Linked DNA regions of Mus musculus: regions 2 and 3 are each linked to region 1. Evidence: chromatin loops called from intact Hi-C (ENCODE). Cell type or tissue: left cerebral cortex. All regions are shown on one strand. Region 1 has its middle 37 kb from the start of Zbed3. Region 2 holds the start of Pde8b (phosphodiesterase 8B). Region 3 holds the start of Wdr41 (WD repeat domain 41).

Evidence for each region. Peaks named below come from ENCODE experiments on the same cell type or tissue, not always from the same donor. Only the 100,000 strongest peaks of a DNase experiment are listed, where the experiment ranks them.
Region 2: a loop joins it to region 1, with 4 times the contacts of the local background. A loop is called at or near these places in 2 of 42 quality-filtered maps.
Region 3: it touches region 1 in a loop (9-fold over the local background); 3 of 42 quality-filtered maps call a loop at or near these places.

What each region holds. Positions count from the first base shown.
Region 1 is chr13:95,283,967-95,291,966 of GRCm38, reverse strand. No RefSeq gene overlaps it. Among named protein-coding and RNA genes, the nearest start is that of Zbed3, 37 kb to the left of the region's middle. In left cerebral cortex, a CTCF peak has its summit at 4,763 (motif pointing right); DNase peaks (open chromatin) are centred at 1,758 and 4,774.
Region 2 is chr13:95,218,154-95,226,153 of GRCm38, reverse strand. Pde8b (phosphodiesterase 8B) reads left to right here and starts at 3,062. Exons shown (of 22, transcript NM_001374003.1): 1 at 3,062-3,679. The coding sequence starts at 3,341. In left cerebral cortex, no CTCF peak of the experiment used is centred here; DNase peaks (open chromatin) are centred at 4,074, 4,264, 4,685, 6,410 and 3 more places; H3K4me3 peaks cover 3,552 bases; H3K27ac peaks cover 2,909 bases.
Region 3 is chr13:94,972,144-94,980,143 of GRCm38, reverse strand. Wdr41 (WD repeat domain 41) reads right to left here and starts at 3,800. Exons shown (of 14, transcript NM_172590.3): 1 at 3,555-3,800; 2 at 1,559-1,674. The coding sequence starts at 3,605. Gm41024 (a long non-coding RNA gene) reads right to left here and starts at 1,547. Exons shown (of 2, transcript XR_873814.1): 1 at 1-1,547. In left cerebral cortex, a CTCF peak has its summit at 3,830 (motif pointing left); DNase peaks (open chromatin) are centred at 3,514 and 3,840; H3K4me3 peaks cover 1,580 bases; H3K27ac peaks cover 1,220 bases.

The DNA.
Region 1 (8,000 bases):
GCCACTATGCCTGGCGTAGAATTTCTGACATGAGAATTCTTAAAATGATTCTGTTGTATTGCTTCCTTATGCTTTTCTACACATCCCTTCTGTAGTTCCTGTGGGCATCCTCCTGTTACTGGGTATCTTAAACTGTTACTCATTTCCATTAAGTAAGTAGATATAGACACAGGCACAGACACAGGCACAGACACAGACAGACACAGAGGGTATAGAGAGATAGTGTCTGTAAATTTTTGCTATGAAAATGATTTTGCTCTTTTCTCTTTTTGTCTTTGTTTCGGATGAGTGGTCTCACTATGTTACTCACCCTGGTCTTGAACTCCTGGAGTCAAGCAATCTTTCTACCTCAGCCTCCCAAGTGGCTGGGGGGGGGGGGCTGCCGTCTTCATAAGCTGTCATTTTGTCTCATTTTCTATTCCTGTTTGTTCTTACAGATCATTTTCAGCAGTTTTATTTTGTAGTCACCTATATGTTTCTTTTCTTCCTGAGGCATTACTTTTCAATGAATTTTCAGTTCATTTCGTGGTTTGGCTCTCCAGTGCTTTTCTGGTATAGTTGGGAGTTTTTAGTAAGAGTTTCTTTAAAGCTGGGATGTCCCACGGTGAGGACTGGCTTGTCCTGAGTTGCTGTCGGCTGTGTCTTTATTTTGCCCCTGAGTTCTTCTGCTGGTGCCCTCAGCTGGGCTTGGCATATCTTCCTGACTGTCTTTCAGAGGAAATTCTGCTCTCACGGCATGTAATATCCTACCAATCCAACACTCAAGGCAAATATGACAAACTCTTAGCATCTGTCAGTTCAACCTTCAGCTGAAGAATAAATGGTAAATATTTAAAACGTGCACCGTGGCGAGCTTCGGCAGGCGTATTGTGCTCTCTTTCTATTACTATACCAAATTAACAGAGGCAAACAATTAAAGAAGACGGCAAGTTGAATTTTGGCTCACGGTTCGTAGGGTCAGTCTGTGGTCAGTTTCCTACAGTGTGGGCCTGTGCCAATGCAGTATACCACAACTAGGGTGCAGAGTGAAGAAACTGTTCACGTTACTGAGGCTAAGAGGCAAAAGAGAGTGAGGAGAAAGGTCTGGCTTCTGAGACCTTCTTCCCGGGAACACTTCCATATGACCAGAAGACCACCTAGTAGGCCCTACCTCTCCATGGTTCAAACACCGCGCAGTGTCACAAGGGGCTGTGGACTAAGCCTTTAACATGTGCCTTGCTGGACACTTCTGCAGCCTGCCACATGCAATCACTCACAAAACCTTTATTACATTCAAGGTCTCTTGGTATCACACCTCACACTCCTCTTTTGACCTTGGATAATTACTAATCTGCTTTTATTGATGTGGATGAATTTGCTTTTTCTAGAGTTTTATGTGAATATATAAAGAAAGGGGTGTGTGGCTGCTTTTATTTAGCAGTTTATCAAAGTAAAGGTAGTTTCACATTAAAAAGTATTATTCTCTCTCTCTCTCTTTGTGTGTGTGTGTGTATCTGGCTATGTCTGTGTGTCTTGTGTGTCTGTGTGTCCCACAGCATTAGTGAGGAGATCAGAAGACAACTGTAGGATCCATTGTCTCCTGTCATGTGAATCCTGTAAATCCTGGGAATTAAACTCAGGCCGCCAGGGTTGGCAGCAGGTACCTTTACCCACTTAGCCAGCCAGCCCCAAATAGGGACAGTTTTAAGCACATTGGAACTACTGACAAGCAAGTGTATAATCTATGACTCATAAATGGAGGAATGTGGGAGCCTCTGGAAAGCAGGTGTCAGTCAGCAGAGATTCCCAAATGGAATCTCTCTGTTTTCTCTCCTTTTGTTTCCCCGCCGCTGTGGATCAAGCACAGTGAGTCCACCAGAGTGGTGTCCATGTTTCCCAAGAATCCTCTCTTGTGGAGTCCATTTTGTTCATCTTTGTGACCTTCTGATGTCCTCTAATGACAGCATGTGCATGTTCATTTATGTGCAGGTACACATGAGATGGCTAGAAGACATAGTCAGGGATCATCTTCAAGGATGCCATCTGCCTCTTTTGAGACAGGATCTCTGGCTTGGAGAGCATCACTTATGTGAGACTGACTGGTAGTGAGTCCCAGGGATCTTCCTTCACATCCCAGCCCTGGGATTGCAAGCTCACAGAACCCTGCCTGGCATTTCTACATGGGCTCTGAGGATCAAACTCAGTTTCTCATACCCTTCAAGGCAAGGACTTTATCAACTGAACCATCTCCCCATCCTGATGGCAACCTTTTAGATGACTAAGCACCTATTTAAAGCAAAGGCATCACTAAGAATTCATTAAGGCAATTGGCTCAGTGAGATATCTCAAACACTCATCTGAAGTTGGCTTCAATAGGAGGTAGAGGCTTGGGTTCTGTGAGATAGGTTCTAAGATGTACTGAGTCTATAGGATGGCTGGAAGAAAACAGCATCCTGGGGTATGTAGGGGAGCGGCAATAGGATTATAGAAAGGTCAGATACTGGGATAAAGATCCAAAGAAGATGATGAAGGCCAGATAAAGATGTGTGTGTGTGTGTGTGTGTGTGTGTGTATGTGTGTGTGTGTGTGTGTGTGTGTGTGTGTGTGTGTGTGTGTGTGTGTGTGTGAGAGAGAGAGAGAGAGAGAGAGAGAGAGAGAGAGAGAGAGAGAGAGAGAGAGAGATATTCCATGTAATGGAGTCCTGGCTTCTTCCAGAGGATCTGGCTTTGATTCTCAGCACTTACATGGTGGCTGGCTCCTAGAACTACCTGTAACTCTAGTCTTAGGGGACTTGATGTTCTCTTCTGGCCTTCTAGTGCATCAGGCATGTACATCATACACAGACATATGTGCAGGGACAACACACACACACACACACACACACACACACACACATACACATATATACACATAAAAGGAAAATAAAAAATGTAAAGGTCATTAAAAAAAAAAAAGAATATCCCTGCTGAGAGCAATTCCTAGTCTTTTTGTTTGTTTGTTTTACAAATACATTTCATTTATCCTGTGTGTGCACATACCATAGTGCATATGTTGGAGCCAGAGAACAACACGAACTGTCAGTCCTTTCTGCTATGTGGGTCCAAAGGGTTGAACTTAAGTCGTCGGGTTTGGTGTCAAGCCTTTGATCCACCAAGCCATCTCACCCCCCATAGTTTATTTTTTTCTTCCCAAGACAAAAGGATTCTTACTCTCCAAACCCAGCCGATACCATTATTGCCCTGTGGTCGTCTCTTGATGGCAGGCTGGGAGACCCAGTGTCAGACACAACATTGGTGCTGTGAGACAATGGGCCCGGATATCAAACCAGATGATCTACAAAGAAAGTTTTAAATGCTACCCGTTAGTTATACTCCAAGGAGTCTTTAGGCATGTAAATCTTAGTTACGGCAAGCTGTATTATAAAGGAAATATTTTCACAGAGATAACTCTTTTAATCTATAGCCAATATAGGTCATTAGAGCATACTGCTCAGACTTGGGGCCCATAAGTGCAGGATGCTATGGTGAGATTGGAGTGGAGTCAGGGGAGACGAAGTGAGTGATGAAAGGTTTTGAAAAACAGCCCTTCAGGGAGAAGTCTCCATTAGCTCAGAGGAGAGAGATGTGCGTAGACTGAATATCAGTCTTCACACTATCAAGGGATGCTACGTTATTGACACCGAGTCTCTCTCCTGTGTCCACAGAGGGCAGTATCGAAGGCAGTGAGTTTAAAGTGAGGAGGAAGGGATTGAGGCTGGTCATCTGCCAACCCAGAGGTCAGAGACCTACTCCAAGTACCCAAGAGGCACCAGGGAGCCAGTTCATTCCCAAGACTCCTTTTGATCTCTTTGATTGTTTGCATGTCTAGTTCATGCAGACCTGGCCGTCTACTTACAGTTGTTTGTATTCTTTTATATCTGTAAACTCATGAGCCTGATCCAAAAATGCGAAGCGTTTCTAGGCTTGTGACAAAGAGGACAAAGTACGGCTTCTGTGAAGTTGATTGAAGTGTGGCCTAGCCACATAAGGGCAGTCTCAGCTTTCAGTCCATCTGTGACAATGCTGCTCAGAGAATGGGGTCTGGAGGTAGGGCAGCTGGCAAGATCGTTGTAACTGCTCGGTGACACTTGATATAACCGGGTCACATCTCTGGTGTTGGGGGCAGGTCTTTGATAGACAGCATGTCTTCAGAGGAGTGTGGACAACCCAGAAAGGAACAACCAAGACAGAGAGAAGAACCTAGTGGCTGAGATTAGTTGAAGGAACTGTGTGTTGCCTGGGAGGTGAGGGGGCAGGTGAGAAGCCATTTGCAAATATTTTCAAGGCTGTCAGGTAGAGAAGAGATTAGAATGGTGATTAGAACCGTGCCCAGCAGTGCCAGAGGGCAAGTGTGGGGGCAAGGAGCCCAGGTTGCAGGGACAGAAGGTCATGCTAGAAGGAGGCAATTGGCAATCATTAAAGATCATCAAAAGGATTGCGGTGTCTGGTGACATACAGAATATTTGTGCAGAGATTAAATTTTTAAAAAGTACTGCAGGAAGAATTTCTGAGGTTTTGCTTTTCATCTTGTTGATCAGATAATACTTCTATTTTTTTTTTTTTTTTTTTTTGAGATAGTAATTCAGCCTGAAGCCTAAACTGTCCTTCAACTTCTAATCCTCATGCCTTAGCCTCTCCCAGATACGGGGATCAGAGGCGTTCGCCACCACACTTGGCTCCGGTCTAACTTCATGGGAAGTGATTGCTCCGCCAAAGTATTCAGAGAGGTGCGCCTTGCAGTCTAAGCCACTAGAGGGACTCAGGGCAGCAGCATTGCAGGGCCAGCATCCTCTCAGGGAACTTGCAATGGTTACTAGCCCTGCTTTGGTCTCCACAGTTCTGTGGCTTGCCCTATCTTCCTTGTAAACCTTGCCGGAATGAAAAGAGCTTATTAAATTCATCAGCTTCCTAGAGGCCTCTGTACATGACAGGCAGTCACTGTTGTTTACCATCTATTTAAACTTCCATTTATACATTTAACAGGGCTCTTCTAAAAAGTTCAGGTACTAAAATAACCAAAAAAAAAAAAAAAAAAAAAAAAAAAAAAAAAGAAAGAAAGAAAGAAAGAAAGAAAGAAAGAAAAAGAAAACGTGAATTCAGCAAATATAAAAAATTCCAAGCATTTAAGCACGACTTTATACATTCCTTTACATGTGTGGATATATACATGTGTATATATATATATATATATATATATATATATATATATATATATATATATATATATATATACTCAAATGCTATAACTGTCCTAAAGGCAGAAAGGCACAAGTGAATCTCGAGGACACCACTCACATGAGGTAAGCGGTGGTGGGTATGGCTGTGCAGTTGAGATGACACCAGAGTAAAATATTGAAAGTGCCACCTGCTTTCTTCTCAGTGCTCACAGTAAAATGCTGGAGGACAGGAGTGGCAGGGAGAAGCTGACAAGCAATGAAAGGCAGCAGAACTTCATGATTTTGAAAATCCTCAGAAGGAAGGATGTAACATTGGGAACTTATGCTGGAGGCTGGACAGATGACTCCACGGCTCAGAGCGGGCGCGACCTTTACAGGGGATGAGAGCTGGGGTCCTGGTATCTGCTTCCCTTGGCTTACAGCATCCTCTATTCAAGCCCCAGGAATCTGACCTCTTCCGGAGCCCCTGTGGGTACGTAACTCATGCACACAAATGCACACACAGTTAAAATTAACAATAAAGTCAGGCATGGTGGTGCACACTTTTACTCCCAGCACTCTGAAGGCAGAGGCAAGGAGAGCTCTGTGAGTTCTAGGCCAGTCTGGTCTACATAGTAAATTCCAGGACAGCCAAGTCTATGTAGAGAGAGACCCTGTCTCAAACCAACCAAATTAAAAGAGAAAAAACTTTTTTAAAAAAAATTACATTGGAGCATTTAATGCATATGAATTCTGGCCCAGAGTGGGAAAAACACCCCAATGGACATTGTACAAATTTTGTTAATACTGCAGGGAGTTTAGGCATATGCAAGCCCCTCCCAAGACACCAGGGATAAAGCTCACAGATCCTGTCCAGTGATGATGTCATTTGGAAGCTTAATGGAGCTGGCTTCAACCTCTCAGCAGGAATCTAGGTAGATAAAGGTTCAACTCAAAATGAGCAGTGGTCACAGCTTTTATGTGAAAGGAAATTTGTGGGAAACCCACAACATATTTGAGAAAATCATTTCTGCAAAAACATCATCAAACTGAAATGGATGGAATGGGCACAAAGCGATAAGGTAGTTCTCAAAAATGTACCAGTGGAAGCAGATTCCTTAAAACAGGACAATCCATGGCCTGGAGAAATGGCTCAGTGGTTAAGAGCACTGACTACTCTTCCAGAGGTCCTGAGTTCAATTCCCAGCAACCACATGGCGACTCACAACCATCTGTAATAGGATCTGGTGACCTCTTCTGGTGTTGTCTGAAGATAGCTACAGAATACTCATATATTAAATAATTATTTTTTTAAAGTTATAAAAAAGGAAGATCCAGAGGGTGTAACCAACCTAGCCTGGAGGTTTATGCTCTGAAATTATTACATCCTTATAATCTACCATGGAATTCTGGAAGAAGCCATTATGTTGCAGGCTTTAAGATTGGCAATTTTTTAAAAATCTATTTCCATTGTTAGACAAGGTCTTACAGTGTAACCCAGGATGGTCTAGAACTTGCAGTCTTCCTGTGGGCCAGCATTACAGACATGTCCCACCACAATGGCTAGCAACTCTCTTTTCATTCTCTCTTTAAAATGGGCATTTCTATATCTGTTTAACTGAAATTGTTCCTTCATGGAGTTAGGAGACACATGACTTGTCTTTAGTTTTATTAGACTGAGGAAGTACATCCAAGGGGCCTCATCCACAGCTGGACCTTGTTCGTATGATGTTGTTGTGAACTCAGCCGAACAGGTTGTGCATGCTGTGAGATTCTTGAATTCCTTAGGAGAGAGGGAATATTTTCTGAAGGCAGGAAGGATACAGGTCAATGGTGGCCAGAGGATAAGCTGTGATGGACTTCTACCGAGAACCCTGGTATCTTCATTCTCTGGTTTCACCCCTGAATGCTTTCTTCCTCTTGTGTGTGGAGGGGACTCATGACTGGCTTCTTACAAGTCAAGTTTGGCTTGGGACAAGTATGGCTGCCTGTGTGTGATTACATAAGGCCTGGCCCCATCTTTCCAGGGTGTCCTTGTTGACTGGGCTTGTAGGAGCATCTACCATGTTGTTAACCGTGATGTGAAAAGTGCTACCCAGTGAAAGGCCTATGGCAACTTCCAACAGACAACAGGGAAATGAGGTTCTCAGACTGACATCATGCAGGAATTGAATGTTCTAAGCCACAGGAGCTTGGGATCAGAGGTGACCTCAGCAAAAAGTGAAGCATACAGGTGATGTGAGAAGGGATGCAAACAGTGGACTAACACTCAAGGAATCCAGTCCAGAACTGTGCAAAGATGCATTGAAGCTTAGGTTAGCTTGTTCTGCTTTTGGCCCTATTAGTAAGGGTCTGACACAGAAGTGGGGTTTTCCATGATGGACCTAAGCACACTGACCTGCCTGGCCTTGGGAGTCAGTCTAAAAGAGAATCTGGGGCATAGTAACTAACAGTCCAGATGTCCATCTGTCCTACAAAGAGACCCAACTGACCAGAAATGAGTATTAACTAAAATGATGAATCCAGTATGGTATTAGTTTTGTTTGCAGTTTCTTTGATCAGTCTGCTTTAATAGAGAAAGGGTTTATTTAGCTAAAATTCTAAGTTATAGCCCATCACTGTGGGACAGTCAAGGAAGAATGTCCTGACAGCCACTCATATTCACAGTCAAAAGCAGAAAGAGGACGAAGTGCATACATGCATGCATGCAACTTATCTCATCTTCTTCACTCTTATACAGCTGAGGACCCAAGCCAAGGGAATGGTGCTACCCACGGTGGGCTGGGTATTCCACCAACCAACCCAACCAATACAATCCATCACAGAT
Region 2 (8,000 bases), 66 kb after region 1:
CATCTGGCCCCCAGGAGGAACACTGTTTGAACCCCGAAGTTCTGTAAGGCTGATCAGTTGATTAAATGTTTGGTTATCTAAAGATCAATCAGGTGGCTTTGGCTATTTTAACCTTTGTGGTTAAAAAGGATTCAAAATGTATTAATCACATTTTCTGCTACCTTGAGAGGAATTCTGGGAGATTCATCTCATTTTAGATTTGGAATGGACCTTAATTCTTCAAGATCCTGCAGTGCTCTGGGTCATAATTTTGCAGTAAGTGCTTATTTAATATCATTATAAAACATAGAAGCCACTCTGTTGACCTTGGACATTAGATAAGTTTTTTGTTTCTTTTTAAGTTTTTTTTTTTTTTTTTTAAATTCAGTTAGCTTTCTTTCCATTTGCTTCTGGGACATTTTTGCTAAAATTTTCTCACTTTAATTAATTTCTTTTTTGAATGTCGGGTTTCCTGACCTTATTTTACAACTTGGGCCTAAAGAAGCACTGCAGTGTCTGTGTGTAAGGAGACTGCTGTTACCCTGGGTGGCACTGGTGTCCTTGCGAGGAAGTCAGTTCTTCATGAGGCCAACACTCAGGGCTCAGAACTTAGCTGGGGAAATGACTTCAGACTCCCATTTCTTCTCCATCTATACACTCCTGTAAGTTTCAGTGATTAGCTCAGATACGTCCTTGTCATGGGGGCAAGTCACACGTTCCCACTGAGAACACTTGGAAATTATAGGGACAGATATTTTCTTTTCTTTTACCTAGCCAGACTTGGAGGTGGAAGTTGTGGTTGCTTTGAAAATGGATTGTAAAAATGGATATCTAGATTACTTTTCCCTCTGTCTCCTATCCAAAGGAGAAGTCACATTCAACCAACATGAAATGTTCTATTAACCTGCTAACTCTGTCTGGTCACTCACTAGCTACATTAAGGTCATACCCCCGGGGCTTACTCATTTTTAAAAATGTATAAGTTCAACCTAAATTTGTTTCTGGATGTCTGCAGCATGATTCATCTCCTAATCTCCCCACCAGAAGAGAGAGTGTAATTTGTGTTTTTATCATAGTCTTGTCTTCTGAAGCAGTCCCCGGGACTTTTTTCTTCCATGAGGGGCTCCATCGAGTGATTCCTTGAGGATGCCCTGAACATGGCTGTGGCATGAGAATTATGTGACACTTAGTTTCCTGACAGATGATGCCTGAAATGGGTGTGAATGATTACATTTGTGCACCTGGAGCTGAGATGGAGATTTGGGGGAGGGGGACTTTCTTGTAATTTAGCTTATCCCTTAGTGATTCACTGGAAGGAAGGCAGAGAGTAGCCATCAGACATAGGTTTAAGTAAATGATCGTTCCTGGGTAATGGTGGCATTCTTAACTGTATGAGGGCCAACCAACATGCAAGGGTACTGTGGGGAAGCAGTCATGTGAAGGAAGAAGGGCTCTGAGTTACACCTCCACTGCTGGGCATGCCCTTCCATAAGTAGTAAGTCGGGGAGTGCCTTAGCTAATGAGGTCTGCCTCATCCAAGATCACTGACACAGTTGGTAGGAACACCTGATCACCATCTCACTTTCTCCCTTGGGTCACTGTGGGTGTGGCAGAAATTACTGAAGATTAACTGAAGATGAACTCTTTTGTGTCATTAAAGTGAAGAAGAAAGTTACAGCTAACCTGGGATCAAACAAAAGTAGAATAAGCTCCATTCTGTTCCCTTCTCTCTAGCTGAACTTGAAATATGGTGGTGTTTCTGTTCAGAGATGGGAATCGTACCCGGTAGGCCAAGCTGGCCTAGAACTCATGAAGATCAGACTGGCCTCAGCCTCCCAATTCTTAGAACTATAGATGTAAACTCTCATCCCCAGAGTGGATGTCAGAAGTGGAGAGATGTCTCTCATGTTTTGATTTGGCAGTCAGAAGACATCATCAGACATCTTCCTCTGACAACTCTGAGTTGATGGGATGAGGGTGGGGTGGGGAGAGGAGGAGACTAATGACATAGTTTTGAACTGGATACTTTGTATTTTGCGTTGAAATTTATCCTTGTAGAACTCTAAGTGAAGCCCTTATTCGGACCATCTCACTTTCTCCCTTGGGCCACTGTGGTTGTGGCAGAAATTACTGAAGGAGACCTTAAGTAGGCAAGTGGTGCCTGGGGACCTGGGACATGGATTTCCACCTTATGTCACACAGCAGAATTGCTTCTCTAGCAGTGTGGCCTTCACTGAGGGGGCTGAGGGAGGTCCCCAGGAGGAAGAAGAAAAGTGGGAGGCTGGGTTAGTGACACCCAGAGAAGAACTTAAGATTTGGGGGTTGGGGGGAGAAAAACCAAACCAAACCAGCAAACAAAATGACTGCAACAGACAAGTGAACAGAAAACCACATGCAGACAGCTTGGATCTTCCACGGAAATAAGGATTGTATTCCCCTGTGGGATAGCCCATCTCTTGGCATGCACTTCTGAAGGATTTGCAGACAGGGAATGGGTTTTTTTTCCAAAGGTTGGGCCACCACCCAGCTGAATTCTAGAATTAGTATGTGGGGGAAGGTGGGTGCTGGTGAGCTATGCAAGAATTGGGTCTCTTAACTCCTCAAGTGTGTTGACAACCAAGTCAATGGGCTTGGTGGGCCTGAGCTATGTGCTTCTTGCTGTTTGGATAGGGCATTCTGTTTTTGAGAAGATACTTACCCCGAAGGTCTACCCAGCTATTCTTGGCCTGGAGCAGGGCTAGTGCAGACTAGGGGGAGAGGGGCTAGAGCAGTAGGGGGCCCTGTGGATAAGGAGCTCCCCAAGGGACAAGGCCTCTGGACAGCCAAGAACCGGAGGGCACCTAGGCGTGCTGCCAGGCACTGCGCGGCAGGGAGAAGAGTGCAGTGGGGTGGCCCTTGGGGACCCAGAGGAGGACCGACACTGGGAGGGGACGTGCAAGGACTGAAAGTGGGAAGACTGAGCCGGCCGGCGGGCGGGCGCCCTGGCCGGAGTGTGGGGAGCTGGGCGGCGCGGGCCGAGGCGCGGGCGGAGCAGAGGGCGGAGGCGCGGGGCGCGCGTTTGGGGCGCTGCGGCGGGGAGGGTGGCGGCCGCTGGGGCGCGCGGGCCGTGTGTGCGCGCTCTGCCGCTCCGGGAGGAAGATGGCCCGGGAGGGAAAGTTGGGGTGACGCGCGCTGCCCCCGGACGCTCGCCAGGGGGCACGGAGGCGAGCCCGACAGAGCGGTGGCCACCCAGACTGGGGGGCGCGCAGTCTGGGCACCACCGTCACCACGCCCGCCCCCTCACTGCAGGTGGCCGTGGGAGCTCCGAGTCCGGGTGGCCCGGGGGCGCGGGCGGGCGCGCGCGGGGGAGCCCGGCTGAGGGATGGGCTGCGCCCCCAGCATCCATGTCTCGCAGAGCGGTGTGATCTACTGCCGGGACTCGGATGAGTCCAACTCGCCCCGCCAGACCAGCAGCGTGTCGCAGGGCCCCACGGCGCCCCTGCACGGCCTCTTCGTGCAGACCGACGCCGCCGACGCCATGCCCCCGAGTCGCGCGGCGGGACCCCCGGGCGCTGTCCGAGTCCGCAGATCCCGGGCTGAACTGGGCAGCGGCAGCAGCACGGGGTCCTCGGGCCCCGCCACGACCACCTGCCGGGGCCGGAGGCGCCACTGCTGCAGCAGCGCCGAGGCCGAGACCCAGACTAGCTACACCAGCGTCAAGGTAAATCCTGGCTGTTGGGGGGTTATCCGTCGGGTCTGCCTTAAGTGGGGGGCTCGTGCGGGAGTTGGACGATCGATTGGGGGAGGGTGTTGCTAAGGCGGAGTTTACTTTTCGGTTTTTTTTTTTTTTTTTTTTTTTTTTTTTTTTTTTTGCTGGTGGTGAGGGCCCAAGGAATTGGAGATGAAAAAGATCCTGGAGGATGCAGGGAAACAAACCTAAGCTGGTCCTGAGGTGGGGACAGGTGCAGAGTGCAGCTCAGCGGAAAGCAGTTGGGGCGCCTGTTTCTTGCTGAGGGAGGGCAGCTGTGGCCCAATGGATGCAGCTGGAGGGATGGGTATGCATCACCAAGAGCATGCGAGTTCCTCTGAATGCAACCTGAGCGCTGAGCTAGGTCTGTATGCAGTGCAGCCTCAGCACCAGGATGCTAGAGCGCCTCAGGTTTAGATTTTTACCTGTAAATCAGCTAGGCTGGATGGAGTTCTCTGCACAGTGGCCCAGTGCAGGGATTTGTGAATGAACTAGGCTGCTTACGTTTGAAGAGCTATAGAAAGGGACTAGGGGAGAGCCAAGTGGAACCTGTTACTATAGTGTTTCTCTGGGATGACTGTATCCTGGACATTATTGAGAGAACCCAGCCAGAGTTTGGAACGCCAGCAGTTCAGGGCAGCTGCCTCAGGATGGTGCTTCTGCATACATGTCTTCCGGGGTGGGTGTGGGTGGTGGGATTGTGAGGATGTGAAATGGATGGTTAAAACAGTCTCTAAATAGTTCCTGATGAAAATCTATTCCAAGATATGTTTTCAAAGTACGATTACATCCGAGAGGATTTCACTGTGTCAGATTAATTGCTTTATAGCAAACCCAAGAGCAATAGCACATCTCATTGTGCAGAGGAAAAATACGTCTTTAAGCTCTTAATGTTAGATACACACAGCTCTTATGTAGTCAGTAGATTACCAGGGACCATTCCATGATTCCTTGACAAAGACACAATTGTATGTCTGGTAGTAAAAATACATTCAACAGTTGGCCCAGTGTGAGGAAGCTCTGGGTCTTCCCTGAACGAAGTGCAGACACACTGGAGGAACAGTAGGGATAGTGGGCTGCCTTTCCATGAACTTCATTTTTGTAAAATGGAATCTCATTTTGCTACATACAACTTAACCAGTGTTTACTAATGGCTGTGACTTTTTCTAGCAATAATTGTGATCACCATTAACATAAAATACCATTTAATACATACCTACTATGTATCAGGAATAAGTTTATTTTCTTACTTTTGAATATTAACAGTGTATCTGAAGAGTAGAGACCTGGATTCAATTAAATATTTGTTACAGAGGGCTGTGGTGGGCACAAAATTTGCTTTTGTTTGCTGCTTTCTGGGTCCCCTGCCAGCAGCAACATAAAGTTACCATTAGAAGAAATTTCAAGGTGCTAAGAAGGCTATATTTAGCAACATTTTTAACGTGAGGTTTTGAAAGGGGATTTGAAGGCCTAAAGCATAGTCAAGAATAGTGGCTGCTCATGAGCTTGCGGTATTTCATTTCGGTTGCTCGAGAGAAACTTATGTATTTTTTCCTTTCATAGGAGCAAGGAACTCATTTTTTAATACCTGGCAACCCCAGCTACTGGGTGTTTGTTTAGTGAACGAAAAAAAAATAATGAATGAGTCTATTTTTCTTCGTCTTAATGCTTTCCTCAAGAGGCTACTTAGAAACCAAATGGAGTAAAAAACTGGTGGAGAAAATGGGTGCCGATTATTAGCAGTTACTATAAACTTGAACAAATCTCGTGCTACTTGGCTTAAGTGTTAAAAGGCTTGACCTGGGGAGGAATTTAAGTCACTTTATCAACAAGATTTCCAAATAAGAGCTTAATTTATTCCAAGTCATTACTAGGAATGTTGGAAGGGAGAGTGATATTTCAGTGATTCCACATGAATATGCATGACATAAACCTCAGAGATTATACACTGAAATTAGATCATGTATATTTATATAAACACTATAGAATGTATTATCACACAATTACCCCCCCCCCAAATACTTAATAGTATCCCATTACCTTCCCACTCAGTGTTCTACGGTTGGTTTCAATTGTAGAGTTCACATCTTCTGTTCTCTTACATGGATGTGATAAGTGTGTAAAAAAAAAAAAATTTCTTTTGCTTTTTAGAATAAGAATTCCTTTTCCCTGAGTGCGTGATAGTTGTCAGGTGTGCGGCTCCTCTTCTCTTTCTGAGTGCTTGGGTAGGAAAAGAAAGTCTTGCCCATTTGGTCCCATTTACAGCACTGGGGTTTTTTTAATGTTTCTTTTTCATTCCTTTTTGTACATCAATGGTAAACAATATCTTCATTATCCAGTTGGCTTCTCGTATTCCCCTGAGTGCAAAAAAAGTGTGTTTGATCTCTGTCTTTTTCTAGCAATAATTTATTTCATTAAGCTTTTAGAATGATGAAGCATTATGATGTCAAACATGATGTCAACAGGAACCTTCTTGAATACCTAATTGGCAAAAAAAGATTATAAACATTAATAATTCATATGCAGTGAAATGATATCACATGAGTTTCCATTTCTGGTAAGGAGTTTGTCTCCCAGTTGCTGTAAAAATTCAACTTCCTAGCAATTCATCTCTCTTTTGCTTGCTTTTCTAAAATAGTACTCTAACGGGAGACTCCTACAGGATGCTCATTCCTGATGCATGGCAGTTCTGTAATTCTTGTTCAGAAATCCTCAGAGGAGACAACTGAACTTCCCTTGGGCAGGAACTAGGAATTCTTACCAATCTTTTCTGGTACCAGCTGTTGCTACTTGGAGCATCCAGGACTGAGAGCCAGTCCTAGTCGTCTTTATTGATGCTACACTCGACATAGGTGAGCTGATTGTGGATGTAGGTGGTGTCATCCAGGGGTGACCAGCCAGATGACTCTGTGCTGAGGGCCAATACCTCTCCTTGTCTACCCACTTCACCATGCTCACATATTCCTTCCACTGATATTTATGCCAACCTCTCCTGTAGATGCTGGGGATTTGGGAAAGATCCATAATGTTTAGTGAGCCAAGCCTACACAGGAGGGTAGATCTCTTCCAAAGGGGCTTAAACCAGTTGTTGATGACTTCCATAGAATTGTTCCATGCCATGCTAGAGCCATTGAGGATAATGCTAGCTGACTGTACATAAAAGGAAGAGAAATATTTATGTGATCACACAGTAAATAATGAGTTTTATTTGGTCGGGGGGGGGGGGGGAGGATTAGAGCTACTTTTTATAGGAGTTCTTGTTTTTCTAAGTCTTGACTCTCAAACAAGAATCACCTGGCCAGCTTGTTAAAGCATACAGTGGGTCTGGGCCCCACCCCTCGAGTGTCTGATTTCATAGGACTTGAGAGGAAACTGGGAACTTGCAGTTTCAGTGAGCTTTTAGGAGATGTCTTGTTGACGATCTGGGGGCCACACTTGGAGAGCCCATCCTTTAAATGAGTGAAGTTGTCCCGTGGCTCAGATAACTTATGTGCGGCCACCTAAAGCAGACTATACTGTCCTGTGGCTGTGGACACAGCTCTCTCTTCATTTTCTGGTGTCAAAGTTGGAATCCTCACAGTTGTCTCCAAAATGTAAGTGGGAAGAGAGCTGGAGCATGTAGCCCACTCAGGTTTCTTGAGATTCAGTTCCCTACAGGACCATCTTGGGCTTGCATGGACCTTGATGGTTGGTCTTCCCATCACACTTCCCTCAGCTGCCTCTGCCATGGAGGACCAGGGCCCTCTGGACTCCCATTGAATGTCAGACAGAACAACTACATGGTCATATCCTCATTCTTGGTGTTCTTGCTATTACCTTCATTATTCTTTTATCTCAAAATGAAGCATAGCGTTTACTAAGCTCAGGCAAGTGCTATAATTGATATTTGTTGGACCTGGGTTTACTTTCTGCCATTGTGTATTTTTACGCAGTTCCTTCCCCCTCATGACACACAAATTAGAGCCAGTGCTGAGAACTGAACTTATAGTGTCTTGTATGTGAGGCAGCCCAAGGGATCCTATTTTAATTTTTCCCTTGATTTGCACTGTAGTTATATTAGTTTTTAAAGGCATCTAGGTTATTCTTCTTTTTAAACTTTCAAATAAGATTTAAAATCAGAGCTGTGCAGTGGTGGTGCACACCTTTAATCCCAGGACTTGGAAGGCAGAGGCAGGGGGTTCTCTGAGTTTGAGGTCAACCTAGTCTACGAAGTGAGTTTCAGGATAGTTATAGCTACACAGAGAAAACATGTCTCAAAAAAAAAAAAAAAACAAAAGCAAAACAAAACAACAGC
Region 3 (8,000 bases), 310 kb after region 1:
AGCAGCAAACATGACACAAGCAGAGACATCCAAGTGTCAAGCTCTGGGATTTGTCCCATGGTATCACAACTGCACATCATGGTGAGAGCACTGTGGGGGTGGAGGGGGGAAGGGGCCACCTCACCTCACCCAGGCTGCCACCCTGCCCCCAATCTCCCCTCACCCAGACCACCATGCTGTCCCCAATCTTCCCTTACCCAGACCACCACCCTGCCCCCAATCTCACCTCACCCAGCAACATACTAGGATTAAATATGACACATGAAACCTTATGTTACCTAGAATACCTACCTTTGCAGAAATGCTACGTCCCACTGAAACGGTCATTTAAAAAGATAAATATTAAACTTTTAAGGATTTAGTGAGAACAAATGTTAACCAAAGGCCTGAAGCTTATAAGGGTTACACATACATGCTGTGACTCGGTTGTCTTCCAGCACAATGAGAAAACAGTGTAATCTGGCTAGTAACAAGTGGAGACATGGTGGGTAAGTATTTTATTGGTCTTGATCCTAAGTTCCTAGAAAAAGGGTACCTCTGAACCCCTGACATTTCCTTAGTAACAGCAGTGTTTGAAGTGAGGGGGATGCTGTGAAGAACTCTGTTTATCTTGGAAATATGTCCTAGCTGCACGTGGGTCAGAAATAAACTATACATAATAAACAAGAACGCCCCAGCCAACAGACATCAAGAGCAGGAAACTTAAAGGTCATCACAGCTGTAGTCACTCATGAGCTCGGGGGGGAAAAAAAAAATGCAGCACAGTCAAGCGAGGAACTGGCAGGGACTGCAGAGCCACCTCAGGGGGGGGCTACAGCTCCTGTGCACCATGTGACAACCACCTGCCGACACAGGCCCCGTGTTAAGTCACTGTGCTAAGTACTGGGAGTAATGCTAATAAAATAGTAAGAACAAAGCCCCCACTCAGGGCCTTTGAGGTCAGATTAGGAAGTCACACCATCAGTGCTGTGACAGCAGCTAATCTGCCTAGGGATAAGCTAAGTGCCCTCAGACCTCACCACCTTTGTCCCTGCTCGCACACATGCTAGCCAGGTACCGGAGAATAATATGTAAGCTTTAAAGAGGTATATCAACGACAGAAATTCAGATTAAAGCCTTACTTTACTTTCTACTCAAAACAGCATATTCTAGCGGGTATCTAATATTAAATTAAACTCCATACATATTTGATTCTCAGATTTGACAGCTACAACTCAATCTTAAAGTCATTTGCTTCTTCTAAGGTAGTAAGAATATTTCTAAAACCTCATGACAATTTTTTCCAAAACATCAAAGAAAAAAAAAAGCAAACAAATGTAATTGTCAAGACAACCAGACTCTGACAAGGTGACATGGATTTCAAAGGATTTAAACATGTTACCATCAGGGTTCAAAGTCCATTCCAACTGAATATTAAATGCTACAATTTTCAGTTGGTTATATTTCAGGATTCTGAAAGTTTTTACAAAAGATAATTTAAGTTTGAAGTTGTTTTAAACATAAAATGCTCTAAATCGTCTTTGTCAGCATTGACCACTGGGCAGAGTAAGCCTCTTACCTGAAGTCATCGAGCCTCACCAGGAAGCGGACAATGTCGCGATGAGCCTCCAGTACCAGCAGTTCAGTATAGGGGTTCTGACCTTGGTCCTCTCCTATTGTCTGCAAAGCAGCTTTCTTGTAATGAAAAAAAAAAAAACCCACAAAACACAAAACATAAGCATAAAATGATTTTAACTGCACAGTATCCATGCAAGAACAAAAGCTTTTAGAAGCCACAAGATATTATGTTCTAATGCTAATACATACCAGTTCTACATGGAAGTATTTCTCTTATCAAAACCTTTGGTGTTTTCAAACCACAATAAACTTGTAAAGAGTAAACTTTATTTTGTTGAGTCTCAATAAACCCGACTTTAAAACTACTGGGCCAATCAACTCAACTGTTGTTTCTCAATCAAAGTTTGTTAGGACCAAGGAGCTAGCTCAGCAGGTAAAGGCACTTGTCACTAAGTCTGATGACCTGAGCTCCGTCCCGGGGACCCTCATGATGGAAGGAAAGGAACTGACCCCTACAAGCTATCATGTACATTCTCTCTCACACACATTCACATACTCTCTCACACATACACGCATACTTACACACATGCAAACACAATGCTTTCAGACAGACATATGCAAACACAGATGCATACACTCAAACATTCAACATGTGCACTCCCACACAGAAACACACGCATAAACACACATAAACACACACACACACACGCTTTGTTAGAAACAAAGCTGCAGACTAAATGAATCAAATACAGACAAACGCAGCCCACTGCAAGCACTCAGATGTCTGCTTTAATGATTAAATGTAGTAGTGAAAGCAGACTCATGTGTCCTCTGGGCGACAAGACTGGGGGACAGGTCCTGCATGCAGAGTCCTCCAGAAGGCAGCACAGCAGCCTGTGCTAACGACACACACCTCGTAACTTAACTCTACAGGGGAAGTCTCAATTGGCCCCCTTTCTGGAGGCAAATTCAGTACAATTTCACCATAAGAAGCTTTGTTCTTAACCAAGGTTTCTTAAGTCTGACAAGCGAGTTTGGACTACGTTAAGTTTCTGTTCCTGAGACCTCTCCTGGGTGTTAGGATAGACAGCAGCATCCTTCTTCTATACACAGTGCCCCCATCACACCTACCCATGGCCAACAGTAGACACTGTACTATCCTCTGGGGACAAGATTACCCCAGGACTGAGAATCACTTAGACTGGAAGGCTGACTGTAATTCATAAGTAATGTTCTCTCATTCATTAGGAAAAATCACCAGCTCTTATAGTGTACATATTCAAGGCAGTTACACAATTGAAGTACTTTTGTGTGGAAAAGAAAACGTAAGATCCAGCATGCTATCCCATGGTGATGGTTTTGCATTTATCTGGTCTCTTTTCTAGCTGTCACTCAATTATGTGAGAGTTTTACCAGGTATGACAGAACTGAATAAAATAGTGTATTCACTAAATAAGCAAATAGTCAAATATATGTTATGTGTCCATTCAATAATCCACAATTCTTCCATAACCCTAAGGACTTCAAATTATATAAAATAAGTGATTTAAAAAAATCACGTGTCAATGTCAAAGCTATGAGGAAGTTAAAACTGCCAAGTTTGCAATAATCCAAACTGTAAAATGCTTCCTATAAGGAAGGAAGTGTAACACAAATTGTTGTGTGGCACATGAAGTAAATTTCAGATGTCAACATTTTTAAGGTGACAAAATTATTTTTTCAATGTGACGATGAGACCATACATGTACTAAATAAACAGAAATCATTTTCTCACTTAGCTTCTCGGAAAGCAACTAGTTAAATTTACGTTCCTTAAGCAAATTCGAGTCCCGGCTGAGAAGACTTATCGGTTCAAATAAATCAAGAGTGGCAGTCACTCCTGCTGGTTTGTAGTTAAGTCCCAGTTTCTTAGCAGAGGCCAGGTGGCCCTGAGCAGCCGCTTCCGGCGCTCGCCGCAGGCCCCGCCCCGGCCCCGCCCCCGGGCCCCCGCGCATTACCTCGGCTAGGCCCTGCGGCTCGCGGCCTCCTCCGATCAGCCAGCGCAGCATCGGGCCGGGGCGTCCGCGGCCCACGGAGCGAGGGCCGCCGCGGCGCAGGTGCTGGGGCTGCGGCCGAGTGAGCCTGGGGCGAGGCAGCGGGAAAACAGAAGTCTCGTTGGGGCGCCCGCACTGAAGGCCGCGACGGCGGAGGCGGAGGTTCCGCGTCCCCAGTGAGCACGCGCGTGGGCGCCGCGCGGTTGGCGCAAGAGCTCAGGTCGCTCGGGCGCCCCCTAGTGGGCGTGCGCTGCGGCCATGTCGCCGCAGGACCAGCGCTTGTCTAAATCCTGTGTAGCTACGGCGCCCCTTAAACACACTAGCAAGTCTCCTGGTTTCCCAACAGCCAGATGGAGAGGGTGTGCCTGCAGTAGACTTCTGCTCCTGGACGAATCTAGTGGCGTTCTTGTACACCAAGCAGCCAACATTGTGTGCCACAGAATAAGGACTGTACCAAACCCTAACGCCTCCCTTTTTACAGACCAAGAAACTGACCCGCTTAAAGATTAAGTAATGTGTCTAAAGATAAAAGCCAGCAGGTGGCCATGATGGAATTAAGACTTGCTCGGTAAACTTCAAAACCGGTTCTTACACATTGCCTGGACTGTCTTCCAAAGCAGGAAGTATAAAGCGAAGGAATCCGTTCCCTGGCTGTGCTGCTGAAACATGGAGCGACATTTCTAGCTCCAAACATTCTATGTCAGCCTCTAAATTTTCTTAATAGTTACACGACTGGTTATACAACCTGGCTTCGTATCAAAAATTACCTGGACACTTTTGAAAATGTAGACTAGGAAAAGCAATCTCTAGTTGGCACATAGAAATCAAAGTTTGAGGGGACTAATATCCAATATATATATAAAAAACCCAAGAAGGTAGACTCCAGAAAATCAAATAACCCCATTAAAAATGGGGCTCAAAGCTAAACAAAGAATTCTCATCTGAGGAATACCGAATGGCTGAGAAGCACCTGAAAAAAATGTTCAACATCCTTAATCATCAGGGAAATGCAAATCAAAACAACCCTGAGATTCCACCTCTCAACAGTCAGAATGGCTAAGATCAGGTGACAGCAGATGCTGGTGAGGATGTGGAGAAAGAGGAACACTCCTCCATTGTTGGTGGGATTGCAAGCTTGTACAACCACTCTGGAAATCAGTCTGGCAGTTCCTCAGAAAATTGGACATGGTACTATCGGAGGATCCCACAGTACCTCTCCTGGCCATATATCCAGAAGATGTTCCAACTAGTAAGAAAGATACATGCTCCACTATGTTCATAGCAGCCTTATTTATAATAGCCAGAAGCTGGAAAGAACCCAGATGCCCCTCAACAGAGGAATGGATACAAAAAATGTGGTACATTTACACAATGGAGTACTACTCAGCTATTAAAAAGAATGAATTTATGAAATTCCTAGGCAAATGGATGGATCTGGAGGGCATTATCCTGAGTGAAGTAACTCAATCACAAAAGAACTCAAATGATATGTACTCACTGATAAGTGGATCTTAGCCTAGAAACTTAGAATACCCAAGATATAAGTTACAATTTGCAAAACACATGAAACTCAAGAACAATGAAGACCAAAGTGTGGACACTTTGCCCCTTCTTAGAATTGGGAACAAAATACCCATGGAAGGAGTTACAGAGACACAGTTTGGAGCTGAGACGAAAGGATGGACCATCTAGAGACTGCCATATCCAGGGATCCATCCCAAAATCAGCCTCCAAACGCTGACACCATTTCATACACTAGCAAGATTTTGCTGAAAGGACCCAGATAGAGCTGTCTCTTGTGTGACTATGCCAGGGCCTAGCAAACACAGAAGTGGATGCTCAGGGTCAGCTATTGGATGGAGCACAGGGCCCCCAATGGAGGAGCTAGAGAAAGTAACCAAGGAGCTAAAGGGATCTGCAACCCTATAGGTTGATCAACAATATGAACTACCCAGTACCCCCCAGAGCTCCTGTCTCTAGCTGCATATGTAGCAGAAGATGGCCTAGTCGGCCATCAGTGGAAAGAGAGGCCCATTGGTCGTGCAAACTTTATCTGTCTCAGTACAGGGGAAGGCCAGGGCCAAGAAGTGGGAGTGGGTGGGTGGGGGAGTGGATGGGGGAGCATGTGGGGGACTTTTGGGATAGCATTGGAAATGTAAATGAAATAAATACCTAATTAAAAAAAAAAAGAAATCAAAGTTTGGAGTGCGTTCATTGGAGTAGCAAGACCTGAGAATTACTGTTCTAACATTGTAAATTACAAATGTATTTGTAAAAGTTCTCACGTGTGCTTGTATATGTATTTATTAGGCTCAAAGGAGGCTACCTGCAGGGATGTCCCATCCAGTGAATCAATATATAGGATATGGACATACCAAGTAAGATGCAATAAAGAATCACAAAAAGTACTGCCTTCTAGGGACAAAGCAGAAAAGGCTCAGGCAAAAATGAGACTGGGCTACGTGTTCTACTCAGGAGATACTTGATGTGTGTGCGTTCAAGTTGCCAGGACTCTGGGAGCTGATGTGACCATTCATATTCATTCTGAGTGCACTGTGCAAGAGAACACTCCCAAACTCTGTTGCTTTCTGCATCTCTGTGACCCAAAGAAACAACCTAAGGGGAGGGAAAGCCTGTTGAGCTCATGGTTTCAAAGGTGTCAGTCCATCACGGTGGGGAGGGAGGGCACAGTAGAGCACAGCAGCTTCAGCAAAGCAGGCCAGGAAGCAGCACCCAGCTGCTGCCTCTCTCCTGTTCCCCATCATCCAGCACAGGTCCCGGCCCACGGATGGTGATATACCCAGAGGGAAGGCAGATTTCGCTCCGCAGTTATTTCTCTCTAGAAACATTCTCAAAGATGTGCCTAGAAGAATACCTGTCTCTCTTATGTCGTTGTAAATCCAGTCAAGATGACAATTAGGATTGGCAATCATATACTATGTGCATCAAGGGAAGGTTGTATACCCAACAACCCAGTGCAATGAAAAGGACAGAAGAAAGTGAGCATAGCCCCCGGGGGGAAAAGAAGTCTTGCATTCAGTAAAAGGAAGTCCCAAACATCAGCGTTTCAGTTCTAGGAATACCTTCAAACGAGGCAGCATGGTTGTCTACACAGCTGAAGTATCCTGATGTTGCAGTTTCTCCAAGGGCCTGTCCACTTCCACATGAGTCAAATCTCAGGACATTCTGCCTGCCCTCGAGAACATTGAAGAGGATGAATGCTCCCTCCTTCATGGGGAAGGAACTCTATAAAAGATTTGCTCCGTGATGTCTGGGAAGTCAGAGGAGTAGGACTCACCAGGAACTCACCCCTCTACCTAGGGAACAATTATGACAGCGGAGACATTCGGAAGGCGCTATTAGGAATTCCACAGTCTGTTTAAAGCTCTTGTCTTCCAGGAGAAAAGTGGCCCCAGCAGAGGCCAGCCACTGAGGCTTCCATTGGAAGCAGCAGCAGTATCTTTCTCTATTTCCCGTTCTTCCCACTGAAGAGGCAGATATTTAGGGACTCGGATATATCAAGGCAACCATACACATGAGGGAATTTAGGGAAAGTTTACCACATATCCCCAAGGAAAGTACAGACTCAGAAAAGACCCAAGAAAGCCTTAAGCTTTTCCCTCAGGTTCGTCCCAGGAATAGAGACAAACTTCAGCAGTGATTTCCAAATGAGCTAACATAAAATTCAGATGTCCAGTTTCAACCAAAACTAAAACTCAGAAGCATGTAAAGAAACAGGAAGGTGCAGACTATTACAGGAACAAATCTGGCTGAGTAGACAGCTCTGCCAGGAAAGGGTTTGCTCTGCAAGCCTTGAGACTTTGGTGTGATTCCCAGAACTTATGTTGGGGGGGGGCAAGTGCAGTGGCATGTATTGGGATCCCCGTACCTGGGGAGCCAAAGGCAGACCAATGCCAGGGACTCCTTGATTCTGCCTATGTTGCAAGTTCCAAGTATGTAAGAGACCCTGGTAAAAACAAGCAAGCAAACAAACAAGACAACAACAACAACAACAACAAAAGTCAAGGTAGATGGAGCCTGAAGAACAATACCTGAGGTTGTATTTATACATACATGTGCACACATGTACACATCAGAAACACATACACCAGTGACACATGATAGAATGAGAGAACACTAGAATGCTCCTGTGGGGCAGACAGGTGCTTACTGTGGCACTTAGGAACACAGCTGAAAATGTTAAGAAGAAATCAAAGGAAATTCTGGAGCAGAAAAATAAATGGAAAGAAATCACCGCAAGAATTCAAGAGTGGAGTTGAGCAGACTGAACACAAACTAGTAGGAGCTAGGATTGATTAAACTGATTTGATGTGAAGAATGAAGAAAAGGAAAGAGAGTTCATAGAATGTAAGGGACCTGTAGATCAACAAGCAAACCAGCATAAGAATG